Regions from separate parts of the Homo sapiens genome. Here region 2 is linked to region 1. A link is an interaction called in ENCODE POLR2A ChIA-PET data of the cell type or tissue named here. Cell type or tissue: K562. All regions are shown on one strand. Links, peaks and the distances in the headings refer to the core of each region. The heading gives the core; the rest is flanking DNA. Region 1 overlaps LOC285762 (a long non-coding RNA gene). Region 2 overlaps LOC105377975 (a long non-coding RNA gene).

What was found. Peaks named below come from ENCODE experiments on the same cell type or tissue, not always from the same donor. Only the 100,000 strongest peaks of a DNase experiment are listed, where the experiment ranks them.
Region 2: POLR2A ChIA-PET joins it to region 1 with 6 read pairs; 3 of 35 experiments call an interaction of 5 or more read pairs at or near these places.

What each region holds. Positions count from the first base shown.
Region 1 is chr6:119,478,288-119,482,689 of GRCh38, reverse strand. The region is part of intron 1 of LOC285762 (a long non-coding RNA gene); the gene reads left to right. LOC107986525 (a long non-coding RNA gene) reads left to right here. Exons shown (of 3, transcript XR_001743825.2): 3 at 2,383-4,402. Among named protein-coding and RNA genes, the nearest start is that of MAN1A1, 130 kb to the right of the region's middle. In K562, for the core only: no CTCF peak of the experiment used is centred there; a DNase peak (open chromatin) is centred at 2,209.
Region 2 is chr6:119,642,841-119,647,242 of GRCh38, reverse strand. The region is part of intron 2 of LOC105377975 (a long non-coding RNA gene); the gene reads right to left. Among named protein-coding and RNA genes, the nearest start is that of MAN1A1, 300 kb to the right of the region's middle. In K562, for the core only: no CTCF peak of the experiment used is centred there; no DNase peak of the experiment used is centred there.

The DNA of each region.
Region 1 (4,402 bases), core at 124-4,123:
CGGGAGGGTGAGGCACGAGAATCGCTTGAACCCAGGAGGCAGAGGCTGCATTAAGCCAAGATCGTGCCACTGCACTCCAGCCTGGGTGACAGAGTGAGACTCCATCTAAATAAATAAATAGATTGTTTAAAAGTACAGAAGTATAAAGGAGCAGGTCATTTTGTGTGCCTGAACAAAGGCTACTAAAGAGAGCCTTGCCTGAAATCTAATAAATGCTAAAGATGCCTGTTAGTAGTGAGGATGCTCCATACGGAGACTATATTACTGGATTGCTAATATTTTTAATTAATGACTACTCTTTGTTTATTTTTCATTAACCTTCCTCAGTACTATTAATTCAGAATAAACTCTTAATTCAATTTTTGTTTGTGTCAAGGAATTGATGTTTCCCCTAGCCAGAAGAAAGTCCCTTCCCACTGTCTCTATGTATATTTTGGATACACTATATAAGAACACAAATGATTGAAGTCCAGACTGCACAAACCCCAAGAGAATGCATTTTCCAACTCCAGCAGACACTCTATTTGACCAACATACCAGACCTATTTTTCAGATGTTACACCCTTCTGCAATAAGTAGGAGGAAAAACTTCTTTCAGTTCTGTGTTTAATCAAAACAAAGAATCCATACTAGATATTTTTTCTTACTAAACACTGCTAAAATGCATTATTATGCCAAAGAACACATCTTTTCTATAATTTAACTGTCGCTGAAAAAGTATAAGTTTTCCATTCATATTCAGTTTTTGAGTATTCAAATCACTCTTACTTTTACATATATTTGAGCTTCAAAACAATCTTGGAAGGTCCTGAAGCTCAAAACAGCCTCGTAATACTATCCCTATTTTTATAGACAAGAAAATCAAAGCTGAACATATGTGGCTTACCCAAATTCGCACAATCTTTATGACCAAAACGTGCTGCTCACAAGCCAGTTTAGCTGCCATCTAGTCTAGGGAGCCTTCTGGAAACTTTCAAGTCTAAGTGTCCTTTCTTTGAGTCCTCATTGCCCCCTGCCTGTCCCTACAATACCACTCATTTTACCAGGGCTTCTCAAACTTTAATGTGCCCACAAATCACCTTAGAATCTTGTCAAAAATGCAGTCTATGATTCTGTTGATTTGAGAGTGGGGCCTGAGATTCTGCATTTCTAACAAGCTCCTGAGTGACGCTGATGCTGCTGGTCTGAGGACCACACTTTGGGAAATAAGACATTGCAGTGTATCCTCACAGCCTGGTTATATTTCATTCTCTTCCACTCCACCGTATGTTCCATAGGGCCATGAACTATGCATTGTTAATCATAACATGTCCAGCATTCAGATTTGACAGTCTGTAAAATCTCAATAAATATGAAATGAATGAATGAGTGAATGAATGAGCAAATGAATGAATGAATGAGCAAATGAATGAATGAACAAATAAATAAGTGAAATCCATGTTTTCTAGACTACAGTTTTTTCTACTATATCATGCTGAGTTGTAAAAACATAGGCCAAGTCTATCCTTCCCTTTTAACTGCCACATTAAAGGTAAACAACAGCTGCCTTAAGAAAACTCAATATCTCAGTGGCTTAACACACTGAAGGGATTTTTTTTTCCTTTTCCTACTCAAGGTAGGAAAGGAAAGGTAGGGAGTGCTCTGCTCCACTCAGTCATTCAGCATCCAAGCTGACAGAAGCTATATCAACTTCAATATGAGGCTTTCAAGGTTATCCCATAATTTAATATCTAACTGGCACATGAGGCCTGGAAATAACCCATCATTTCTGCCTCCATTCCAAAGTAATATGGGAAACGTAGTCTTTGATTGGGTTATAACTCATATACACTAGAGAGGGGAGTAGGAGGCTTAGATGGGCAAAGATCTGTCTATTCCTCTATAAGCCCCCAAGGCCTCAGCCATGACTACCCATTCTTCTTCAATTGTACTTCACACTTTCCCAGATTTTATAGCTGAATTCATGATGTTCCTTTTTCCTGGAATTCCTTTACCCTGAACAAGCTCTGTCTTTTCAAATCCTACTCATCTTTCAGTGCACATCTCAAAAGATATTTTTTCATGCAATTTTTCCACATCTTCTAAACAAATGTTTCTCCCTTCTTTTTGAATCTATTTCTTTGTACTCCTCTGAGAATCTCTAGCACATTCTGCCATGCCTTTCAGTTATGGGTGTACTTACAAGCTCCCTCCTCCACCAAAAAAAAAAAAAAACAGGAGCTATGTCATAATCAGCTTGGTAGGCCTCTTGGCATCTAGCCATAAACCTTACTTACAGCAGTAACTCAGTAGATATAGGCATTTTTGAGTTGAATTGAAAATATATCTAATAAATACAGAAAGCTTATCTGGTAACAACCTTGCTCTATGTTTTTCCAACAGAGAAGACAGCTATAACTCCAAAAGTGAGAGAAAGTAGAAGACATGCCAGTGCTCAAAAGCTACAAATGTAACCAGAGCCGTGGCATAAAATGAAATACTTCTGGTTCATATACTTCCACTGAGCAGCATTGCATTTTATACACTTCTTCTTTAATGGTTCAGACATATAGTTCTTAACATCACATGGAGACTCATAACCTTCAGAATACAGCATGAATCAGCTGGCTGCACTGCAAAGAGAATACAAAATACCATCAAGAATGTCCTAACTGGAACAGTAAACTTTTAAAGTACAAACAACTCATCTGTTAGCAGCCTGGCATTTTGCTTTCTGGAAAGTAAATACATTAGAGAGATATCTTTAAAGAGAGTCTATTACCTGTGTAAGTCAGCAATTTTCAATCATGACTGTAGCAGATCCAGGTGAGAGACACTGCGACCTGGCCTTATAGCAGGACCAATAAGCATAAGCAATCCCTTGGTCCTAAGATGAAGACTTACTAATCATTAGTTCTTGAATCTATAACTTCCTTAGGTTAGGTCAGATTTGTCCTCGCTTACTCAGCTTATGGGGCGTGGATTCTTATATAGCCAGTCTATAGAGAGAGTATCAATAAAGTCATAAATCTGGGGGAAAAAAAAGTCCTCATTATCGCACCTGTCTGGTTTTTCAAAATCTTGCCTAAGGTGGTCTGGTTTGCTGAAGGGTGCTCCAGGAAGTGCAGTCTCCAGGTGTAACAGCCTCCCAAAGAAACAGTCTCTGTTTTGGCTGGAGGAAATTGTTGATTTTCCTCTGAAGCCTGGAATCAGCAGTTCTCTGCTGCTAAAACTCCTGCAGGGTTTTAGGGGCAAGTAGCTACTTTAGAATTGAGCAGATGGGGTAAAGGAGATAAGGAAATGTAGTTTAGAGAGACTTCCCACGAGAAGGCATCCTTTTCATTCCTTAAACTTCCCACCACCACCTCACACACAAGTGAAAAACGGGTGCAGAAGAATATACGGGGGAAAAACGGTAAGCTTGGGCAAAGTTCCCTGCAGAGGGAGAAGAAAAAATAGGATGAGACTTAAGAATTTTATAGTCCTAAACACTGGAAAAATTATGGCGAATTCTTCCCTGCCCCCAATAATTATCATGTGAATCATTTTGATCTTTATTTGTTAACAGTAATATATAAAACATAATACTTTTTCCAAACAATTTTGGATACCATCATTTTATGGTTGTACTAAGGACAGCTAGTCCCCTACAGGAGTCAGAGACTTTAGGAAGTATTTAAGACCTAATTCTATGGTTATCTTCTCAAAATATAGGATTCCTGGGAGCTATGACAGGTAATCTAGCAAAGTGAACTTATCAGTTAAACTTAATAGTTAATTGGCCAGGCACAGTGGCTCACGCCTGTAATCCTAGCACTTTTGGAGGCCGAGGCAGGAAGATTACTTGAAGTTAGCAGTTTGAAACCAGACTGGCCAACATGGTGAAACCCTGTCTCTACTAAAAATACAAAAAAAAAATTAGCCAGGCGTGGTGGTACATGCCTGTAATCCCAGCTACTCGGGAGGCTGAGGCAGGAGAATCGGTTGAGCCTGGGAGGTGGAGGTTGCAGTGAGCTGAGACCACCCCAGAGCACTCCAGCCTGGATGGCGACAGAGCAAGACTCCGTCTAAAACAGAAAAAAAAAAAAAAAAAAAAAAGCTTAATAGTTAATTTATCCATTAAACTTAAATTATCAACTAAGGACACTATAAGTGCTTTTCATATGGCTGCACAAGATATTGCAACTGATACCAAGGTGAGTAAAGCAGCAGTCCCTACCTTCGAAGGGTTAGTTGCCTGTTTAGAAATTTTTATTATGGTTTTAAAGTGAGGATAAGCTGCAGAAAGGCATTTTAAGTACAAAAATAATTGTAGGTCACACAGGAATCTAATTTATAAAAGAAAAGGGAGCATCTGGAGGATTCAGAAGAGGGAAAGCAGACACCTGGTTGGATGGAGTAAGAAAAGACTATAAATGGGAAG
Region 2 (4,402 bases), core at 231-4,230, 160 kb before region 1:
ACTTCAAACTTCACCTCCCAAACTTCCACTTTTGTTCTTTTTTACATAAAGATACCAAAATGTATGCAATTTACATACACTTCTGCTACATTCCAGTTTTTCAAATTACCATCATTTTCACCTCACCAGTTTCTGTATCCTCTTTACTACAATTTGTCCTAACCTTCTTAGTTCTTTCCCTGATTCAAACACATATTTATCTGTAAGCTACAGCATTTTTGCTATTCCAGGAAATTTTTACCCCTAAATTGGTGAGTCTTTGCCATTCTGCTTTCATTTTAATGAGAGTTTATAAATTGTTTGTTACTATAGCCTGTTTTATTTCCCCCACAATATTAGCTGTATCCAAAAATCTTTTGCTATGTGTAGCATATGCAACAAACCTTATTGATCAGGCTTCTTCTTCCATTGGAAGATCTTCAATTAATCAATTCCCCAACTCATATTGACTTTAACCAACAATTTGTTTGTAAAGAATGCATTATGAGATCCTTCATGACAAGCTTTTCTTTTTTTCCCACAGCATCTGTGCCGTATTTTCATTTATCATTCTGATCTCCTCTCTTCCCTCCACTCTGCTACGTGCCTTGGGAAGCTGATCTGCACCAACAGGCCCCCTTGGTCCCTAACTTCCAGTTGGGGTCACCCAATGGAGAGCATCTGCAGGAGCTTGGCAAGTAGGAGGCAAGTGAAATTGAGGTCATTATGCCCCTTGCTCCCCCTTCTGATCTCTGCATACTGGTTGACCCTGCTAGGCAAACTTCTCCATACAGCTACCCTCTTCTGATTCTTGTCACCACTCTATCTCATTGCCACCTCAGCTCTAGGGGTGGAAACAGCTTCTCATTTTGGTAGCCCTTGGATTATGAACTATCTCTTCTACTTTCATAAGTGATCCCTCTATTAAAATTACTTCAATCTATGCAAACTGAATGTTCTTCTAAATGCCATACCTTCTTAAAGGCCTTTGAAAATACTCTGAAATTCAAATTCTATTTTGTACATGTAGGTCCTTTATCATCTTACTTTCCCAGTTTTGTATTGAAGTCATTAGTCTTAAAAATTTGTATATTTTGCTTACAGTTTTCTGTCTAAAAATCTTTGCATGATTATTGAGAAAATCTGAAAATTATGAAAGAGAAAAATACATGTATTATGCCAACACCAGCACAAATGTTTTGAAAAACTTTTCTTTGTATGAAATTTTACACAGGTATACTATATCTTATGTTCTTGTTCAATATCATATCATAAGAAATTATTCACATCGTTCAAAACTCTTTATAAAAATTATTTTCAGAGACTACATACAATTTTCTCTCTAAATATGTTATAATTTACTAATTTTCCTCATGCTGAATATATACTGTAGATTGTTGCTCATATTCACCATTCTTAATAACACTTTTATAAACATCATTATGTGCAAAATTTCTTTAGGTATTGATTCTTAAAAGTGGAATTAATCAGTAAGTAGTTATGAATATTTTAGTCTATTGATACATATTATTAAATTGCTTTCTAGAACATTCTCACTTCCATTAGTATTATATAAATGAATGACTCACTGACCCACATTAAAATTCAGTACATTAAATCTTTAATATTTTCTATAGGTCAAAAATTGGTGCTCATTGTTCTTTTAATTTGCATTTCTTTAATGGGTTGAACATTTTATTTTCTCTTTATCAATTATCAGTTTAAGTACTGTTGTAGTCCTATTGTTCATCTAATTTATGTAAGCTCTTTATACTTTAGGGTTATAAATTCTGTTTTTAATGATATTCCTTGCAAATATTTTCCCCCACCCCCGAGTTGAAGCTTGTCTTTAAATTATGGTTTGTATTGTTTGTTTTTAAGTACCAAAGTTGTTTGAACTTGTTTTTAAAGTCTGTTATAATTTTTTTCTTTATGATTTCTTCCAGTGCTTTTAAGGCTATAAGTCCTTCCAAATCTAGACACAGAATAGATGTTAATCTTTTCTATATTTTCTGGCTTGATTATTTTATTGTTATTTCTGTATTTCTCTCTGGAATTTGTTTTGGTAGAGTATAAGATAAGATCTAAACCAATTTTGTTTCTTTTTCCTATTTTTTAAACAAATATCAAAGTAACTATCCCACCATCATTAATTTATAATATTTCATTATTTGTGTCACCTTATATTTACTAAGAACTGTTTGGCTACCAATTTTTCCCTTCATCTCACTTCATTTTTTATAACACTATTCTGCTAATTTATCATATTTAATATGTCTTCATGCCTAGTAATGCCAAAAGAAATTAGTCTTTTTATTCTTCAATTATCTTCAATTGAATTAAACATTTATGTATCACACACTAAGACCAGAAATTCTGATTTGTACTACGTGGCATACAAAAAAATAAATTCAACATGATCTCAAGAAGTTTACAAAATAGTTGGAGAGAAAAGACATAAATACAAATAACTACAGTACAAGTAGAAGGAAAGTGGTATCAGAAAGTTATGTGGTTCTATGAGAGAATTGAGGAAGAAAATGATAGACTAGAATCAACAGGAAATCCTTTGTGTAGAAGATGGCATTTGATCTAGGCCTTGAAAAAGAGCTGGGATTTCATCAGGAAAAAGTGAGAAAGAAGAGCATGTCCATCAGGGAAACCAAGATAAGTGAAGCCATTAAACTAGGAGAATGGAAGATTCATTTGGGCAACAGGAAACAATCCAGTATGGTAAACATGTATGGGGCTTTAGGGAGAAGACAGAGGACCCATTACAATTTTTAGCAGGGGCCAGGAAAGATCAGAGCAGGTAACTGACTGTATCAGGCCTCCAATGCACAGCTATCTACCTTTTCTGTATTACCCACTCTCTATTTTCTACAATAATTTCTCTTCAGGAAAACCTTCCCTATTCACTAATTTTTAAACAATAGGAAACAGAATCTCAACCAGAACCCAACAGCACCAGCAATTGGTCTCAGATGCTGCCTCAGTGTTGCTATCGATGGTATATCGGGTCTGATTTTCTTTCTTTTCCGATAGCCTTGAAAGGCTTGCTTGAATTCATCTGGGCAGTTATCATTCTTTGGGCTCTGCTTTAAACAAATTTTGAAACCTTGAAATGACTCCAGCAACATCTGCTTCCCTCTTAATCTGCTTTTCAACAGAAGGCATTCTTGCGGCCCTGTATGTGCCCCTTTAACCACGCTGGCTTACCAAATGTAACATTCAAATATTTTCCTGAGCTCCGCGTGTAGCAAGTCATTGACCATGGCTTCATGCCTGCAGAATCTCTGCTGGTCACTATAGGCTAGCCTCTGTTAAAGTAGCAAATAAACCACAAAATATTATTGGTTTAGTCTAATTTCAATTTATTTCTCATTTGGACATAGCATGGCATTGATAGGGCTGCCCTCCTTCAACTTGTAGCTATTCCAACTGCAATGCTTGACCTTCAAGATCACTGCAGAAGTAGAGAGTAGTGGAGAGAGAGGTCAAGAGGAATGTTTTAAGGGACATTTCTGCCTTCATCTCACTAGCTAAAACTCAGAGGTATTGCCCCAACTTAAGTGCCCAGAAAAAGGAAATGGTGTAATTAAGCACAACAGGCATCTGCTTCAGAGTTAATACCATTTAGACCCTCGCTTTGGTTTGGTTTCATACTTATATCCTCTAGTCTAAAACCACACCCTATGTTCCTTCCCCTATGACATTTAATAGAGAACAAAGATTCCTACATCCTGATACATTTTCCTGGAGGGAATGAACAGAACTGTTCTGTACAGTGTTCTATTAAGTGCTCTAAATCCCTTTTTCTTCTAATGGCTGTCATTAAAATAGCATCAATTTTCTGAAAGCTAACATTGACATCAAATCTGAATTATTAAGAATATGTTCCTTGAGTTTATTATAATTGACTTTAATCAGGGTTCCATTACATACTGCTCTCTTCCCAGAGAGCTACTTTTATGCAGTGAAAAATATGACTTCTGGACAATTACTCCTTTCAATCAAATTTTAGGTTGTCTACTCCACTCCCAGAGGTTGGATATTTTTATTTCTATATTTTCTCAACCATTTTGTTATGTAAAAATAAAATAAAATAACATAACAGCCTCTACTTCTCTCCCTTTTCTTGCCCTTCTCATTGTCTCCTTGCCTTTCTTTCTCCATCCATTCTTATTCTCTACTTCCGCCCTGCCTTTCCTCTTATTCAAAGTTCTCATGCATGGCTGGCTTATGGAAGTTTTGGAAGGAAGGGCTTCTGATAATTTCACTTTTTCTGTTTCTATGATTTTTCTCTCTTCATCAGAGATTACCTGCCTTAGATCCACATATTTTCATTGGCACCCCCTCCACTTCCTGAATTTCTACCACATCTCAGTCTCCTTCTTCAGACTCCAAGGCCAGATTGAAATTA